2 separate regions of the Homo sapiens genome follow, and region 1 is linked to region 2. A link is a contact called in ENCODE POLR2A ChIA-PET data. All regions are on one chromosome and are shown on one strand. The core of a region is the stretch at or near the end of the contact, and the rest is flanking DNA. Distances in the headings are between cores, read along the strand shown. Region 1 holds the start of SERTAD4-AS1 (SERTAD4 antisense RNA 1). Region 2 holds the start of LAMB3 (laminin subunit beta 3).

Region 1 (3,889 bases), core at 254-2,753, 580 kb before region 2:
TTTAAAACTTACACTGGATGTTAACAAATTAAGAAGGCAAGTTGAATGTTCACGAAAAATTGGACAGGGCAGCGTTAAGCACAAATGCTTAACGTGAATCTTTCTTCGTATTATATGTAGAGATCTAAACTGTCATAATTCTCTGTCTGATAAGATTTATAATTCTGCTACTGACGTCAGCAATTCAAGTCCACAAATTCGTGTTCTATTAATATTAAATAAAGAAAAGGATATACATTATGGCAAAATTTATTTTCTAAGATCAGAGGTGATGGATTCAACAGGAGGGTGTTAGAGTGTGTTTTGTCTATGCATGGGTTTAAAAGATAAGAAAAAAAAAAGCCCTAACCCTTCATCCTCAGGCTCCTGAATGTCTGTTTTGACACCCAGGTGGATGTAGTGGAATGACACTTCCAGCATCCCCAGAAGACTGAGGGCTAGAATGCCAAGCTTTTCCAGCAAATGTTCGTAGTAAAGTTACCAGGCATTTCTATACAATTTGTTTTTTTCCAGATGAGTTGGGCTTGTTCTTTCCTAGAAGCAATTATGATGCTAATAGGAGTGGCTGGCACACAAAACAGGGTAGCTATGAATTCAGCGGCACCTTGAATCTAACAAGGGGCTCCAGGTCATTCTTTGCTCACTTCTTCTTCCATCTGTCATTGAAAATTGGAGAGCATTTGATTAAGATCATTATAGCAGTTAGCAGTCTGATTCCAGCACTGGAAAGCAGGGAAGTAAAGGGCTATTTCCACCCCCGATCGATGCTGCCAGTTTTAAATGGCATCAAGCCCCTGACCTCCACATTGTCCCAAAATGATCTCAATAGCTTGTCCGGCTCCTGGTGGTGGTAGTGGAAGGGACTGGATGGGCGGAACAAAATTCTTCAACCCTTCTAAACAAACAGATGTCGCTTTTCTGCCGTTCCTGCAGTACACCTGTCTGCCCTGGGAAGTACATTTCTCAGCTGCAGCCCCGCGAGGCCAAGAGCTTGAAGCTGGGTCCTGTGGTTGGGGCTGCAGGTGCTGGGCCTAAAGAGCACGAAGGGGTGCTCCGATGCCCGAGCCCTGGTGCCCAAGGTGTGTGTGTGTGTGGCGGTTGCGGGGGTGGGGTCCGAGGTTTGGAGGGCCGACCTCTTGAAGGCGGGCGGCAGCCACCAACCACATCCTGGCTCCCGCACAGACACACCCCCGGGGTGTCGGTGCCGCAGCCCTCAGCCCCTCCCCGGGTAGCCAGCAGCGCCCGGTCGGCCGCTGGCCGCAGGAGAAAGTAAACAACACCCCAAGTGTCCGGGAACAAAGGCAAGTTGTCTTTCTACGGTGCCGCAGCCGTGTGCCTCTTCTGAAGAATAAGAGCTATTATTATTCTTTATGTCTTATCCTTTTTTTTTTTTAAAAAAAAAACCAAGTTTCCTTCTAAGGGAAATAAACACCAAAGGTAGGATTCCAAGGAAATGACTCACAGCGGCTGGCAGGGCTCTGGCGGGGCTGGCCCGGGCCCCCGCGCTCCAGCCCGCAGCAGATGTCGGCCCGGCCTTCCCTCCCTCCCTTGCCGGCCAAACCCGCTGGAAGCCCGCGGTTGCGGGAGCGCCCTGCGCCCGTGGGACCTGGCGGCGAGGACGCCTATTCCCTGCTTCTGCGACCACAGCTGGGCACTCGGAAAGTTGCTAGGGCCGAAGAGGCGGGAGGGGAGGAAGGGAAGCGAGAGGCGGAGGCGTGGACCAGGCGGGCAGCAGCCTCAGCCCGCCGAGGAGGTGAGCTGAGGACAGAGGAGCCGCCGCCGCCCGCAGCGCAGCTCTGCTGCCTGGGAGGAGGGTGCGGGGGCGGAGGTGGCGGGGGACAGAAGGTGTCAGCTACTGCATCAATTCCTTTTTCTTGCAAACGCGCGCTCCTGACATCCACAATCCCTCTCTCCCCACCTGCCAAGCGCCGCGGCATCCGGACCTGGGGGCACCCCTCCTACTTAACCCCTTCCCCTACGATGAGGGACTAAGCGGCCACGGAGGACCATGAGGTCTCACCAGAGCTTCTGACCCCACCCGCCCCTGGAGTTGTCTCGGTGCGCGCGGGTGGCAGCCCGAGCAGCCCTAGAGGAGGCGGCGGTTCCCGCCCTGGTGAAGGCGCCGCGGCGCACGCTAGCCCAGGGAAAAGCCCGCGCCGCCTCCGCGCCCAGCTGTGCCTTGGCCCCCACGCCGCCCCGACTCCGCTCCGGCCGCTGCGAGTCCACTCGGTGACCTCGGCACAGCCCTGGTGCCAAGAGGGCGCGCGGGAGGCCGCGTGGGTGCCCGTCTGCGAGGGCAGGAGCCCCGGGGGGCCCTCGCCCTCCACCCTGCCCGGCCCTCCCGCCCCCGCGGCCCGCGCCCAGCCCGGCTCTTACCGCGGGGTCAGCGGGGAGGCGGCGGCCGCAGCGCTTGAGCTGCTGCTGGTCCGCTCTGGGCTCGGCGCCAGCCCGGCCGCCGGTGCACACTCGCGGGTCCCGGCCCGGCCGCCCGCTCGGCGGTGACTGCGGGTGCGCGGCGGGCAAGGGTCCCGGCAGGTCCCGCCGCCGCGACTGGGGCGCTGCGCCGCCGTCGCTGCAGACGGTTATGGTAATGAGCGGCTCTGTCTAGCGAGGAGCGTGTGAAACCCGTCAATCCTGTTTGCCATTTCCCCGTGGATTTCCGAGGAGAGGTTCTGCAGGATGCCCCCAGGGTGAGAGAGGGAACATGACAAGCGCGCCCGCTCTCCCTCCCTCCCTCTGCTCAGGCCGCCGCCGCCGCTCCTCAGGCTGCACACGGGGCGCCTTTCCCGCACCCCCACCCCAGCCCGCCCCCTGCCTCCTTCCCTGCTTCCCGCCCTCCCTCCTCCTTTTCCTCCCCTCCCCTCCCGGTGCCCGGGGACACGCGGGCCCAGCTCCAGCCCGCAGCCCAGACCCCACGCGCTCTCGGGCTCCCGCCCTAGCCCTGGGGGCTTGGCTCCAGCCGAATAATGTATTCACTCTGGAACCTTCCGAGATATCTTGTCTTTTTAAATTTGGTTTAGTTTTGTTGTTGTTGTGTGTGCGTGTGATTAAAAAAAAAATCTGTGCCTTTCCCACCCTTTGCAAAAGACTTTCTTCTCCTTTGCCACAGCAAACGGAGATGAGAAACAGATGTCTTTGCAGGACCAAACAGTTATTCTCCCTCGCCGCCCGCCCCCGCCCGTTTCCCTCCTGAGCTGCGTACGTATTAAAAAAAAAAAAAAAAGCAACCTTGGTCCTGCTGCAACTTGAATTGGCAACCCTTTCTGGGTGGGGAGCCTCCAGGGAAAACCTCCAGGAAATAAAAAGTAATACAAGAGATTGTCCTTGCTCAAGAGAATGTAATTTAAGCCTTGGAATCAGAATATTTTGCAAATAGTAATTTTCTCCTATAGTGGCCTCAGAGTTTATTTTTTAAAATCATTAATTCATAACTTCTGTCTAGGGACCCCTCCATAGTCGAGATGGGTCATTTCAGGTGTAATGAAGGCAGAGGCTTGGAAGGCATAGACCTAATAAAATCGGGAGAAGGCACCTGCACAAAAGTGTTACAAAGACTATAATGTTTGTTTACTGCCACTATACCAGATGTGCTAAATATAACACTTCTTTAAAACAGTGATCCTCCGACTGTGAAAAACCAGACCTCTGGCTGCCTGGCTCCCTAGGAATCAAGAAGACGCACAGACTGAAAATCAAGGGAGGAAGGAACAAGATCAAGGATGAGGATTAGCATCTGCAAATTGAACTCTATCTAATTTGCATGTTTATTTCTTAGAATTGTAATTAAATTTGTGTAATAAATGTTTTCCATTTCATTTGTACACTTAAAACTTGGGTGACTGACATGCAGTTAAGTGAATTTCCTTTTTTTAAAAGCAAATGTAGATTA
Region 2 (4,187 bases), core at 1,688-4,187:
TCTTGGATATTACATTCTAGTTGGGAAGAGACAGAAAATAAACATAAGCAGATAAATTATATAGTTGGTTAGAAGCTGGTACATGATGCCCCCCTACCAAATAAGTAAATAAATAACTCACCAAAATATAGGGTAGGTGGGGTTAGGAGTGTTAGGATGGGGGACAGGGATGGGGCAGGGAAGTTGGCTGTAATTTTAATAGTGTGTTTAGGATAGGCCTCATTGAGAAGTTAGGATCTGAACAAAGACTTTGAAAGAGGTCAGAGAGTTAGCTTTGTAGATATCCAGGGGCAAGACCGTTCCAGGCAGCAGAAGCAGCTGGAGCCAAAGCCCTAAGCCTGAGCTAAGACAGGGATAGAGGCCATTGTAGTAGAGGTGAAGAGTAATGGGAGGAAGGTGGTGTAGGGTCCCCTAGACTCTGAAAAAGCTCTGGCCTTGGCCCTGAGTGGGATAGGGGCATGTGAAGATTCTGAGCTCGGGGTGCATAACCTGCTGTGTTGGGACTTGACTGTATATCAGTGAGGAGGCTGTTGCAGACGTCCCAGGAAAAGAGGCTCAGGCCAGGAGGGAAGAAGTAGATTCTGATTATTATTGGAAGGCAGAGCTGACCGAATTTGCTGATGGAGTGATGAGGTTTGAAAGATACTGAAGTCTGGGATGACTTCACTAGCCACTTTCCTGAGCACACATTCTAATAAGTCAAGGCTCTAGGGCAGATAAGTGCTCTGTTGTAGGAGGATGGGCGCAGGGAGAGAGGAAAGGTGTGCACACAGGGGAGGCTGAGGGGCTCCAGCCACAGTACCACACCCCTTTAATCTTAGCTGGACCCTGATCTGGCCTCAGGCTCTATTTTAGGCTACTTGACTGAACAAATTGGGTTCTGAAGCTCCAGAGCTTGTGCCTGGAGCCCTGGAGTTCTTGGGGGACTGGATCCCCACTTGGAAATGATCAGTGTCCCTCAGGAGTGAGGCTGGCTGGGCTGCTCTTGGGGGTCTGCATAAACAGCTTCCTGGACTTTGCCGGGAGTGTAGGGGAGAGCCAAGCACAGCAATTGGCATGTCCCTCCTGCGAAGCCAAACCACTCCAGGACCTGCCCAAGCCTGTGAAGTCTGAGACACCGAATGTGTATTTACCTGGGCTCATGGCCTCAGATAAAGGGAGGAGGAGGAGGATTTAAGGGGCCCCAGCTACTCATGGTGAGGCCCACCGCACACCTGCCCTGCCTTTTCTCCTCTGAGGATCTGGGATTGCAACACCTGCTCTCTTCTGCTGAGTTAATTATTAATGAGTTCTTTGTCACATCCTCTGGTGATGGGCAGAGGGCGAAAGTTTCATGAGCGCTCTGAGTTCAGGGAGTTGGGGAAGTGGAGAGAAAGAGACCACCAGGTGGGAGAACTGAAAACACAGGTGTGTCAGAGTCAGAGCTGACCTTTCTCGGTGGGGGACTTGAGGGAGGTCTCTCTGTGTTGAAGGGACACTGCTTCTACTGACCTTACTTGCTGAGTTGAGCTAGATTTCACTGGAATGCTTACAGGGGGCAAGACTCTAACATTTATTGGACTATCAATTATGCATCAACTTACATCAACAACTCACTGCCCACTTGCTAATTACACTATTTCTTCTGCCTACCTGAACTTATGCTTAATTCGAATCTGAGGGTTAGAAATGCCCAATTTAATCCACAAAATTCTACATTTCCCCCTTAAGGGTCTTCAAGCCAATTTCTTGGACATAACCCTCCAATGGTGGAGAACTTTCTGTTTAGGAGACACTAACAAAGTGGAATCGTAGTTAAGAAGCTCCTTTAAATAGTAGCTTTGAGGTCCTAGCATTCCAAAACGGTGCCAGTGCAGGCTCTCCAGGGCCAAGATATGGACTGGCTGACCCTCCAGGTTTCCCTAAAAGCTCTCTGACCCTAACCTGGGGGAAAGAGTGTCCTGTGAGACCAGCCTCTCAATTTGGACCTGCCACTTCCATTTACAGTGGCTGGAAGCCCAGGATCCCTGAGCAAGGAGCCCACAAAAGAAGCTGTGTTCTCAGGCCTGGCAGGAGGCCAGGGAAAGTCTGTTTTGACTTTGTCAGTCAAGCTATGCTTCAGCCTTTCCTTCCACCACTTGTGGTCAGGTCTGTTTTCTGGCCCTCCAGGCGGGCATTCCTGCCTAGGGAGGGAGGGGCTAGGAGACTAACCCTCCCCACAGGTGGGAGGAGTGACTCACAGGCAGCTACCTGTCCCAGGGCTCCCTGCCAACCCTGTGGAGGGAGCTGGAGGCGAGCCATTTAGTTACTCTGCTCATTTCTCTTAAGCTTTCCTTGGATGAGTTGAGCTTTGAATCCTTCCTGATGAACCTTGCCTTTTAAGGATCCTCCAAATGCCCCAAGAAGCTGGGATTTTTCATTTTTTTTTTCACTGGGGAGGGGAATGGTGCTTTCCAGGGTCCTGGATGTTTGAGTCTTCTCACCTTCCAGCCCGGTGATATGTCTGGAGCTTTAACTCTCTATATAAGCCCTAATCTTTGTGTTCTCTGCCTGATCTTCTGTCTGGGGTGGTCCAGGTCACAAGAAGAAGCTGACCCCTGCTGGCTTTGGGAAAATGCTGAGTTCATTGCCTGGCACAAATGCAAGGGCCCTTCCCCACCCTGTGAATTCTGGTCTCTGATGATCACTTACATGTGCCTTGTGCTTTCTGTTTGAGGGGCCCCTTGCAGCCCCCACAGGCAGGTGGGCATTGTGGAGCTCACTACAAGAACTCTGGGACGGACCGACCAACCCACTTGCCCAGTCCCGTCCTGGGAGGTGGGGGTGCAGTGACGACAGATGGGTGTGACGGCTGCCAGATTCCTGAGACCCGCCCTGCGGTGGGGCTACACCCAGCCAGGGAGTCTCCAGAGGTGAGGCTGTTGTTTAAAAACCTGGAGCCGGGAGGGGAGACCCCCACATTCAAGAGGAGCTTTCAGGCGATCTGGAGAAAGAACGGCAGAACACACAGCAAGGTATGTTACCTGTCTTTACCTGCCTGGTGCGGGCCGGATGCGGGAGGAGGACTGTATCTCTGGATGCCTGGGGCCTGGTTTCAGGGCCTGATTTATTCCTCTTCCTGGGAGCTCACTCAGGTGAGCTAGGTTAAAATGTCTGCTACAGTTTTGATTTCTTTTTCACATTTGATAAGCACCTCAGTGGCTTAGAAGAAAGCAGGTTCAGATCCGGGGTTGAGCACAAAAGAGAAGTGAGAAGGGTGGGCTGGCCTGGCTCAGAATGCCTACTTGCAGGGGGATTTTCAGTCAGGGGTGGGAAAGCTGAGAAAGCACTGGATGAAAGTCAGAAGATGGGTCTCTCTTAGGCCATCGTTAGCTGTGGGACCCCAGGCCACATGTTCCCTCCCTGGGCCCATGACTCTTTTAGGAGAGGGATTGGAAGGAATGATTTTGAAGCATTAGGATCTATAATTTAAAGATGCCAGAAATGTCCTCAATTTCCCCCCCCGCCCCTGCCTTGCCAAGCCCCCAGCCCTCCACCCCAGCCAAAAGAGTTTGTGGCTGTCATTGGAACAGAGTGAACATCCAATTCAAGGCAGAAGGGTCACTGCATGAGCAAGGGTGGGGCATGTTTCCACAAGGCAGGCCTGCCTCTGGGACCCCACGGTGGCTTTCGAGCATCCTTCCCCAGCCTCCTTCAGAATCCCTGCTTTGTGGCCTCCCAGCCCCACCCCTCTTGTCGAGCCCCAGCCCATCATTGAAGACATTTTGGGTTGCTTCCCTTTCAGAAGAAACCCTCACTCACTTGTTAAAGACAGCCATACATCTCTCCCTGTTGCATCCCAGAATTGTGGGCACAGAGCCTCAAACTCAAAGTGGCCCTGAATGGTATTGGAGGCCATGCCCGTGACAGGAGAAGGTTTGCCTCCAGGCCGTCAGCCACTCTGACTCATTCACTTTGGGCGGGGCTGGGTTGAGGCTGCTGGTCTAGGCCCTGAGAAAAGCCAGCCCTCTCTCTTGGGGCTGGAACTAGGTCTTGGCCCTTTCTACAGCTTTTCTCCTGCAAAGGGTCCAGCCTTTTCCTGCTCCCCACGTTGTCCTTACGGCTGTGTGGGGTAGGGCAGGGTCCACACTCCTTCCCATCCATTTTAGAGGAGGAAGCTGGAGTCTGGGAAGGGATGGGATTTTCCCAGGGCACCCTGTGAGTCACAT

What was found. ChIA-PET counts read pairs that join two places held with the same protein, here RNA polymerase II (POLR2A).
Region 1: POLR2A ChIA-PET joins it to region 2 with 10 read pairs in RWPE1. The contact joins the promoter of SERTAD4-AS1 here to the promoter of LAMB3 in region 2. POLR2A ChIA-PET finds 5 or more read pairs at or near these places in 2 of 52 experiments (PC-3 and RWPE1).

The regions. Positions count from the first base shown.
Region 1 is chr1:210,231,499-210,235,387 of GRCh38, reverse strand. SERTAD4-AS1 (SERTAD4 antisense RNA 1) reads left to right here and starts at 1,503. Exons shown (of 2, transcript NR_024337.2): 1 at 1,503-1,753; 2 at 3,617-3,889. SERTAD4 (SERTA domain containing 4) reads right to left here and starts at 2,592. Exons shown (of 4, transcript NM_019605.5): 1 at 2,377-2,592. RefSeq lists an enhancer at 2,181-2,714.
Region 2 is chr1:209,651,175-209,655,361 of GRCh38, reverse strand. It overlaps LAMB3 (laminin subunit beta 3), which reads left to right and starts at 2,937. Exons shown (of 23, transcript NM_000228.3): 1 at 2,937-2,993. RefSeq lists an enhancer at 2,236-3,435.